Linked DNA regions of Homo sapiens: region 1 is linked to region 2. A link is an interaction called in ENCODE POLR2A ChIA-PET data of the cell type or tissue named here. Cell type or tissue: MCF 10A. All regions are shown on one strand. Each heading gives the region's core, and the rest is flanking DNA. Links, peaks and the distances in the headings are about the cores only. Region 1 overlaps TMEM202-AS1 (TMEM202 antisense RNA 1). Region 2 overlaps HEXA (hexosaminidase subunit alpha).

Region 1 (5,385 bases), core at 193-5,192, 120 kb before region 2:
CTCAGGATGCTGAGGCAGGAGAATCACTTGAACCCAGGAGGCGGAGGTTGCAGTGAGCCGAGATCCCGCCATTGCACTCCAGCCTGGACAACAGAACGAGACTCTGTCTGAAAAGATAAATAAATAAAACCATTTCAGCTCTCAAGAAGTTCTCAGGCTAGTAAGAGAAGCAGACATGTAAACCATTAATTATAAGTACTATAGTAGAAGTATGATCTGAATGTTAGGGAAGCAAGAATATATGTATCTAACTCAGTGTAGAAGGCACACAAGCGTGTCATGGAGGCCTTCCTAGGGAAAATGTGGCCTGAGCTGGCCAAGCATGGTGGCTCACGCCTGTAATCCCAGCACTTTGGGAGGCCAAGGTGGGCGGATCACGAGGTCAGGATATCGAGACCATCCTGGCTAACACGGTGAAACCCCGTCTCTACTAAAATATATATTTTTTTAAATTAGCCAGGTGTGGTGGCGGGCGCCTGTAGTCCCAGCTACTTGGGAGGCTGAGGCAGGAGAATGGCGTGAACCTGGGAGGCAGAGTTTGCAGTGAGCCAGGATCGTGCCACTGCACTCTAGCCTGGGCAACAGAGCAAGACTCCATCCAAAAAAAAAAAAAGTGTGACCTGAGCTGAGTATTGGAGGACAAATAAATGATGTTCTGGGAAGAGGAATGTGAATGTATATATAAAATATGTAAGTGTGAAATACGGCATATTTGAGCCATGCATTATTTGGGGAACTGCCAGAAATTCAGCATGCCTGAAATTTTGGGTGTATATAAGACTGTTAGGGCCAGGCACGGCGGCTCATGCTTGTAATCCCAGCACTTTGGGAGCCGAGGCAGGCGAATCACATGAGGCTAGGAGTTTGAGACCAGCCCGGCCAACATGGCGAAACCCTGTCTCTACTGAAAATACAAAAAATTAGCCAAACCTAGTGGCACTTGCCTGTAATCACAGCTACTCGGGGGGAGGGCTGAGGCACAAGAATCGCTTGAACCCGGGAGGCAGAGGTTGCAGTGAGCCAAGATCGCACCACTGCACTCCAGCCTGGAGACAGAGCGAGACCCTGTCTCAAAACAAAACAAAAACCTGCTAGAAATGCCATTGTCCCTTCTTGTACCCTTCCCCTAGAAAGGTCCCTTTTTTATTCTTTTTTATCCTCTTTCACTTTCTCTTTACATAACTTGGCTCAAGGCTCCTCGGCTTGCAAATGATAAGAGGTGGAAATCAAAGCCCTGATTCATCTCTCTGTCTCTAGTCTGTACTCCTTCTCTTATGCTACTTTGAAGATTTTCCATTCTTTGAATAAAATTTGTCATTATTTTACTAGGATTTTTGTGAGGGAGATTGTGATAGGTTGTGCTTTACTAGACTAATTTTGGTCATTACATTTAGATTTTATAGAGCTAATAGGATGAGTGCAAGTAGGGGAAGATGTACTCCATATTAATTCAATTAAATATACATATACTGAATGCAGTTGAACGTAACTATTGTGTTAGCTATTATTGAAAATACAAATCAGATTACATTTTCTGTCCTTAAGAAGCTTATATTCTAATACAGGAAATCATGCAGGAAAAAAATCTAATGCCAGATGGTTCGTCAAACAGCTGTCTGTTAAGCTTAGCACTAGGGCCATGTTTCTCAACTTTTATTTCCATTATCAGCCCCCTTATGGAACCCTTTTAGACCTGTTTTTCCTATTCAGCACCCCACTGTAAAATTTTAACACCATAGATACACTGTATATGCTTTAATGGACTGTATGTGTATCTATGCTTTATATATAAAACATACTTTTTTTCATACCCTCCCAAAAAAACAATTTTTTCCTCTTGGGGAGTAATATTGCCCATGTTGAAAATGTGTACACTAAACTAGAGTTACCATTTGCAAGGTCTAAGATTGGGAGTAAAATTCTAGTTTCAGGATTTTAGTAAATATCTAACCATATATTATAATTTAGAAATTAAATTTTCTGAGTTCAGGTAAAACGCACAGCACTGTCAGCATCAGATCAAAAAATAAAATAATTGTATATGCACATACTTGTGTGGCTAAGCTTAAGCTTGTCACGTTGTGCAACTTCAGAGAGTATATTTACAGTATAGTCTGTGTGATGGGAAGGAAAGGAGGGAATGAAAAATCATTTGAAATTATAACCATGATGTGATTAAAAGACAAAATCATCTTAAAGTTTTCTTGACATTCCTATCTTGAACAGAATTATGTGTTTGTCCTTTGCAATATATAATTAATTCTCTGTGAATGTTTAAGTCACCCACATATTAATTTACATACAGGCCAAAAATGTATACCAACCAGAATATTCACAGAATATACACACTTATTTTATTCTTGAATATAGAGCTAAGAACATGAATGCTGTGCTAATTTTTACTCCATAAAGACATTATAAATCAGTTTTATCAAAGCTTAAGTACCCACCCTAGGACAAAAATAAATTATTCTGACCTATATGCCAAGGAACTAAAGGAGATCTCCAGCCACCAAAAAACCTGTGAGGAACTGAATTCCTACCAAAGAACTGAAAGCCTTGGCTTAACAGCCTATGAGGAGCTGCATTCTGCCAACAACCATGTAAGCAAACTTGGAAGTGAATCTTCCTGCAGATGCGATCGCAGCCCTGGGCAAGACTTTTGTTTGCATCTTTGCGAGAGATCCTGAAACAGAGAACCCAGCTAAGCCACACCCAGATTCTGACCCAGGGATACTCTGAAATAATAAATGTTCATTGTTGTTTTTTGTTTGGTTGGTTTTGTGTGTGTATGGTTGGGTTTTTTGGGTATTCCCCCTCCCCCCAAAAAATGAGGTCTCCCTATGCTGCCCAAGCTGGTCTCTAACTCCTGGGTTTAAGCAGTACTTCCACCTCAGCCTCCTGAGTAGCTGGGATTACAAACGTACACCACTGTGCCCTGTTGTTTTTTAATTGAATTCTCCTCCACTTCCACCAAACCATCTCCTTTTAAAGATCAACTGTTCAATAAGTACCTGAACAGTTGATAGATTCCACATACTATACACTACCATAGAACTTAGCACTTCTTTATAGCATTTATCAAATTTGCACTTAAACAGTATGTTGTCTCTCTGAGTTGGTAAATTACATAAGGATGAGAACATCCCTGCTGTGTTTATTACTACAAACCATATATAACACAGTTTTTGATATTTAGAAGACATGCAATAAATAAGGTAAAAATTTGTCTCCCCATTCGTTTTACCAAGTTATATCCTTGTCCTATGTTATATATAAAAATAAAATCTACATAAAGGTCTGAAGAAAGAAAACATAAAATTAGTGGGAGAAATATTGTTGAATATTTAAATATTTGAGAGTGGGGAAGGCCTTATCAAGGATAGCACCAAAGGCAATATCTATAAAGCAAAAGATTGATAGGTATGACCATATAATTTGATACTTCTGCAAAAACAACATAAATAAAAGATACAAACTGGAAAAATACTTACAAAATATATGACATGAAGTTATTTATCCTTAATGTATAAAAGTCATATGAATGAATAAGAAACACATGTACACATGCTAGTGTTTTGGAGAGAGGGACAGAGAACATAAACTGAAATACAAATGTCTAATAAATGACGAAAAGTTCAACTTTATTAGTAATTGAAATGGAAATTGATAACAAGCTATCATTTCTACCTTTCAGAATAATAGAGACTTTATAAAATACTAATACTGAGTTTCGAAGGGAGAAGTGCAAGGACAGAATGACTACTTATAGGAGTATAAATTGGTAGTTTTTTTAGAGGGCAATTTGTAAGAAAAACCTTTAAATGAGCATGCCCTATGATCTAGCAATAATTCTTTTAGTAATTTAACCTAAAAAAATTTGTACCAAACTTTAGCTGCAAAAATGTTCAGGGAATCAATTGGTTAAACAAATTATGGCCGAGCGTGGTGGCTCACGCCTGTAATCCCAACACTTTGGGAGGCCAAGGCAGGCGGATCATGAGGTCAGGAGATCGAGACCATCCTGGCTAACATGGTGAAACCCCATCACTACTGAAAATACAAAAAATTATCCGGGCGTGGTGGCATGCACCTGTAGTCCCAGCTACTCGGGAGGCTGAGGCAGGAGAATTGCTTGAACCTGGGAGGCAGAGCTTGCAGTGAGCCAAGATCGCACCACGGCACTCCTGCCTGGGCGACAGAGCAAGACTCCGTCTCAAAAAAAAAAAAAAAAATTAAAACAAATTACATAATATAAAATCGAAAATTGTGTCCCCATTTAAAATGATATTGTGGAATATGAATTGACCTGGAAAGATGGTTATCGTATGTGGTTGAACAAAGAAAAAAGAGGCAAATTCATCCATTTTAAGTATATGATTCAATGAGTTTTAATACATTTACAGAGTTGTGCCACCATCACATTCCAATTAAAATGATCTTTCTTTTCTTGCTTACCTATATTTTCTTCTGCTTCTATGCTAGTTATGTATAAGTGGCCATTTTAAAAGTTAAATTCCCCCTTCAGTACTGACTCCTCCAAAAAAAAGGCAAATATAAAATGTCAAAATAATAGTAACGATAGCTAAAATGTTTTCCAAAGAATGAAAAAGATAACAAGCAAACACACTTTAATTTTTGTAGAGAGATTAAATACTTGCAGAGAGATTGAAGGGCCTGCTTTCAGTCTGTGTAAGTATGCCTATTTGCAAAAGGGCTTTACTCTCTTATCCCCACCTACCCTCTCTTTCTCTGACCTTGCTGATCCTCCCAATGTATTTCAGCTTTAAAAGGATAAGAAGTTTTAGTATGGGAGTCATTAAAAGTCCTAATTCAGCCTTAATTCCTAAAAGTAAAAGAAACTAGGCTTGATAAACATAAGGAAACATGAATTCAAGAAATAGATAGGAACACAAAAGAAAATACTAGTGGGGCATGATGGTTCACACTGTAATCCCAGCACTTTGGGAGGCTGATGCAGGAGGATTGCTTGAACCCAGGAGTTTGAGACCAGCCTGGTCAATATATTGAGACCCCATCTCTACAAAAAATTTAAAAAGTGGTGCTCACTGTGGTCCCAGCTATTCAAGAGGCTGAGGTGGGAGGATCACTTGAGCCTGGGAGATTGAGGATACAGTGAGTTACAATCACACCACTGAACTACAGCCTGGGTGACAGAGCAAGACCCTGTTTAAAAAAATGCTACTGGAATACATTGCTTTTTCAAAGATCAATATATAATAACCAATTGTTATAGCTGTGAAAATTACACATTATATACAAAATAAAAAGCACTGATTTGCCACGTTGGGCAAAACCACAATAATTTTCCAACTTTAAGCCACTTCTGCCATCATCAAGATATCAGATCTAAAAGTACCAGAA
Region 2 (5,385 bases), core at 323-5,322:
ATGGAGAGTCATTGCCCCTAGACTTCTGGGACAGTGAGACTGTGAGGAAAGCTGAAATGATACTGGGAAAGGGTGAAAGAAAGGATGTAGGTGGAATTTATTTAGTATTAATGTAGGTACACATACCTTATGGCAACATTCCTAGCACTCTAAATTCTAGATTTGTATAGTTTCTGTCAATATCTTTTGTAAGCTTAATCAATACAGGGCATGACAAGTATGTGTCACATACTTTTTTTTCCACGAAGAAAAAAAATAAGTAGGAATTGGGTGCTTTGTTTATCAAAATTTGTATTTCCTTTATAAATAAACTTTGAAATAAAGGTTGAAAATTAGTATCTTTTCTAGCCGAGCCACCATTGTTTTTAAAAATCCTCTTTGAAGCAGGTGTGTGTGTGTGTGTGTGTGTGTGTGTGTGTGACGTTTTTCAACAAAATTTTTAAAAATCGAAATGTCAGGGTCAGGTGCAGTGGCTCATGCCTCTAATTCCAGCACTTTGGGAGGCCGATGTGGGAGGATTGCCTGAGCTCAGGAGTTAAAGACCACCCTGGGCAACATGGTGAGACCTGATTTCTACTAAAAATTAAAAAGATTAGCTAAGAATGGTGGTGTGTGGTTGTAGTCCCAGCTACTCAGGAGGCTGAGAAAGAAGGATCACTTCAGCCTGGAAGATTGAGGCTGCAATGAGTCATGATCACACCACTGAACTCCAGCCTCAGCAACAGGGTGAGACCATGTTTCAAAAAAAAGAAAAAAATTTAAATGTCCAGGAACCTTGCTTTTTTCACAGTAATTACTGTACTCTAACCACACCCATGTTTAGTCTAAACTATCCCAGTAAATACTCCTATTTTTTAGTGATTTCAAATGTTTCAAACAACAGAAAAGTCTAGAAAATAGTAAACAGTGTAACCACCCAGCTTTGTTGCATCTCAGTAGTCATATTTGCTTCAGATTTGTTTTTTTTAAACAAAAAAGATGAAACATTATTAATATCCCCCTTCCCAATGCTATTCCCTTCTCCAAAAACAACTGTTTTCCAGAATTTCTTTTTAATCTTATTTCCTCTGGAGAATCTGATACTTAGCTGTGATTTTTTTCATCACTTAATAAATTCTTTATGGCTCACTCTTTATAGCAAATTAGAAAGAGATGTTTTGGAAGCCACTCAAAAAAGGGAGTGTGTGTGGGAAAGGAGGAAGAGCAGCTGGCAGGCAGACACAGATGGGAAGGGGTGCCATGCTCGCTGGTGTGCTGCAGAGTGTGTGAGTGAGAGCGTGTGTCTGAGTGTCTGGATGATCTATTATGAAAGAGGATATTTGAACATAGGAACTCAACTGCTGGTGTTTATCTAGACTCACATGAGTCAGAAATCTGAATGAAGATAGATGTGGAGATCCAGCTAGGAGAACAAAAGTGCTTCGTCATTTTTATGTGCTTGCTGTGTCAGGCACTTTTGTTGTTTTTTTTTTTTTTTTCTTTTCTTTTTGAGATGGAGTTTTGCTCTTGTCACCCAGGCTGGAATACAGTGGTGCAATCTGGGCTCACTGCAACCTCCACCTCCCGAGTTCAAGCAATTCTCCTGCCTCAGCCTCCCAAGTAGCTGGGACTACAGGCATGTGCCACCACACCCTGCTAATTTTTGTATTTTTAGTAGAGACGGGGTTTTACCATGTTGGCCAGGCTGGTCTCAAACTCCTGACCTCAGGTGATCTGCCCACCTTGGCCTCCCAAAGTGCTGGGATTACAGGCTGAGCCACCAAGCCCGACCTGTCAGGCACTATTATAAGCACTTTACTGGATGTTAATGTATTTAATCCTCATCCCAACCAATGTGCTATCAATATTATCCTCATTTGACAGATAAGGAAACAAACATAGGAAGGTTAAGTGACATCTATATGGTTACACAGCTACGCTGAGTCCCGATTAGCACTGGGGAGTTGCAGGGCATATGACTCCTAACTCAGCTACCTAACTCTAGCCCCTACTGCCTTCAGCCACTGTCCTGGGCTGCCCCACGTCAGACATCTTCCTCCTCTCGGACACCAAATACAGACATACAGATAAAGCTAGCAACTCAGCTATTTCTGGGCTCGAATCCATTTCTTCTCCTATGTTTAAACAAATAAAATTAAAACCTCTCAGTCCACTTTTATTAGTCAAGCTGCCTGAAACAGTTGCAAGTTTGTCTATTTCACCACTTTGCATTCAGCCCTCATGACCCCACAGTTGGGCTGTAATCCTCATAAGGGCCGCTTCCACTAAGGCCAACAATAACCTACATGTTGCCAAATCAAGGGACATTGCTCAATAATAAGGAAAAAAATTACTTGATCTTTTCGCATATTTTTGAGATTTTGATCCCTCCCTCTTTGAAATTCTTTCTTCGCAGGCTTTTGTGACACCATTCTTTCCTGAGTTTCTCAATGTCTATCACTGACTCCTTCAGTAAACTCTCAGCCCATAACCAAGGTTTTGTCTTCTTTTTTTTTTTCTTCTTTGAGACAGAGTCTCGCTCTCTTGCTCTATTGCCCAGGCCCTAGTGCAGTGGTGCAATCTCAGCTCACTTCAACCTCCGTCTCCCAGTCTCAGGCGATTCTCCTGCCTCAGCCTCCTGGGTAGCTGGAACTACAGGTGTGCACCACCACACTCGGCTAATTTTTTCGCATTTTTGTAGAGACAGGATTTCGCCATGTTGGCCAGGCTGGTCTTGAGCTCCTGAACTCAGGTGATCCACACACCTCAGCCTCCCAAAGTGCTGGGATTACAAGCATGAGCCACAGCACCTTACCTTTCCTCTTATACTTTCTTCCTAGTGATCTCATTTAGACAGTCTTAGTGTGCAGTCTTACACCTGGACAGCCATAGATAGATAGGTAGGTAGGTAGGTAGATAGACAGATAGATTAGACAGATAGATAGATAGATAGATAGATAGATAGATAGATAGATAGATGATAGACTGACCGACAAACATATATATAATATATGTATGTGTATTTCCTCTGGGGTCCAAGCTCAGGTAGCCAACATCTTCATATCATCTGAATGTCCATTACGTACTTAAAGCTCATGTCCCAGGCAGAATTCATCTTTTCATAGCTCCCCACTCTATTCCTCCTGTATGACTATTCTGCTGGTCATTAGAGCCGAAGTCTGGGAATCATCTTTAACTCCTTCCTTCCTGTCATAATTGTCACCACAACATCCCTACTCTGTATAAATAACTCTTAGATTCATGTACTCCTCTCTATCTACACTGCCACCATCTTTGTTTAGGATCCTAATGAATGCATCTGCCTCAGTTCTTCCAGTCATCTTTTTAAACTGCAAGTCAGATTACGTGTTTCCTGCTTTGCCCCATTGTCCAGTTCACTCAGAAGTATACGCCAGTCTTCCTCTTCAAGATGATGCCTTTGACCACTCCATAATCATTTTCTGACACTCTACCTATATTAGTTACAAGGAAATAGCTCAAACTGGATTGTGCAAAAAAAGGTAAAACATTGTGTCATGTTATACATCTTCACATACACATTCAAAATTCTGACTTATGTCAGCCTAGATAAACATCAACAGTACATAATTATATGATCCTAGGGATAAATCTATTAAAAGACCTAAGGACTTTGTGGAGAAAATTACTAAATTTTGGAGAGACACAGGAGATAGAGATGTAGAGACAGAACATGTTCATGAAAGAGAAGACTCAATATTCATAAGGATTTTAAATTTATCTGCAGGTTCAATATGGTTCCTATTAAAATTCAATTTCTTTTTATTTTGGAACTTGAAGCTGATTTTAAAGTAAGTGCAAATCTTTTTTAGGGTGGGGGAAACTTGAAATTGATTTTAAAGTAAGTGCAAGAATTCCTAAGAATAATGAAAAAGTCAATTTTTAAGAAGAGAAAAATAAGCTGGGCGCAGTGGCTCACGCCTGTTATCCCAGCACTTTGGGAGGCCGAGGCGGGCAGATCACTTGAGGCCAGGAGTTCGAGACCAACCTGGCCAACATGGCGAAACCCTTTCTCTACTAAAAATACAAAAATTAGCCAAGCGTGGTGGCGCATGCCTGTAATCCCAGCTACTCAGGAGGCTGAGGCAGGAGAATTGCTTGAACCCGGGAGGCGGAGGTTGCAGTGAGCCGAGATTGCACCACTGCACTCTGGCTTGGGAGACAGAGTGAGACTCCGTCTCAAAAAAAGAAAAAAAGAAAAACATGTACAACATGGAATAGAGTTGATATCCAGCCAGTATACACTTTGAGTGATCTCATTCACACTCAGTGTATCTTCAGCTACCCTCATATGAAGTCACAGACTCACACCTGTATTTCCAGCACTTTGGGAGGCCAAGGCAGTAGGATCACTACAGCCTGAGTTCAGGGCTGCAGTGATCTATGATTGCAGCATTGCACTGGAGCCTGGCCAACAGAGTGAGACCCTATCTCTTAAAAATTAAAAAATAAAAATAAGTCATTATAAAAGTGTAATTATCAAGACAGTTGGTATTGGTGCAGAAATAGACAAAAAGCCCCATAAAACAGAATGCAGAACCCAAAAAGAGGCTTATTCATATACAGCAACCTGAAAATATACAGAGGTTATGTAACAAATTGGGAGACTTCAGATTCTTATAGGAACATGGTAGAAACCTGGTTTTTAATCTTCCAACTTCTGTAAAAACCATACAGAGCAACAAGGTGAATTTAAAAACAAAAAGGCACAAACTAGTGAAACAAGAAAGAGCCTAAAGACTCCAAACTACCTGAATTTAATGCTAATCGCTGGTTCAGGAAAATTCATTTTATTCAAATTTTCTTACATTTATTCAAATATGAGTAAAAATACTACAGATATACATACAAGAAAAAGATAAAAACCGTTTCAAAAATTAAGGCAGGCCAGGTGCGGTGGCTCACGCCTGTAAACCCAGCACTTTGGGAGGCCAAGGTGGGTGGATCACCTGAGGTCAGGAGTTTGAGACCAACCTGGCCAACATAGTGAAACCCCATCTCTACTAAATATACGAAAATTAGGTGGGCATGGTGGTGCACGCCTGTAATCCCAGCTACTCGGGAGGCTGAGGCAAGAGAATCACTTGAACTCAGGAGGTGGAGGTTGCAGTGAGCCAAGATGCACCACTGCACTCCAGCCTGGGCAACAGAGTGAGACTCTGTCTCAAAAAATAAAATAAAAAATATAGGCCAGGCACGGTGGCTCACGCCTGTAATCCCAGCACTTTGGGAGGCCGAGGCAGGCAGATCCTGAGGTCAGGAGAACATCCCAGCTAACAAGGTGAAACCCCGTCTCTACTAGAAATACAAAAATTAGCTGGGCGTGGTGGCGGGCGCCTGTAGTCCCAGCTCCCCAGGAGGCTGAGG

The links. ChIA-PET counts read pairs that join two places held together with the same protein. Peaks named below come from ENCODE experiments on the same cell type or tissue, not always from the same donor. Only the 100,000 strongest peaks of a DNase experiment are listed, where the experiment ranks them.
Region 1: POLR2A ChIA-PET joins it to region 2 with 5 read pairs; 6 of 35 experiments call an interaction of 5 or more read pairs at or near these places.

What each region holds. Positions count from the first base shown.
Region 1 is chr15:72,457,852-72,463,236 of GRCh38, reverse strand. All of the region lies in intron 1 of TMEM202-AS1 (TMEM202 antisense RNA 1), which reads left to right. Among named protein-coding and RNA genes, the nearest start is that of TMEM202-AS1, 14 kb to the left of the region's middle. RefSeq lists an enhancer at 962-1,231. In MCF 10A, for the core only: a CTCF peak has its summit at 876; no DNase peak of the experiment used is centred there.
Region 2 is chr15:72,335,877-72,341,261 of GRCh38, reverse strand. HEXA (hexosaminidase subunit alpha) reads left to right here. Exons shown (of 14, transcript NM_000520.6): 14 at 1-338. Among named protein-coding and RNA genes, the nearest start is that of CELF6, 18 kb to the right of the region's middle. In MCF 10A, for the core only: no CTCF peak of the experiment used is centred there; DNase peaks (open chromatin) are centred at 1,321 and 2,281.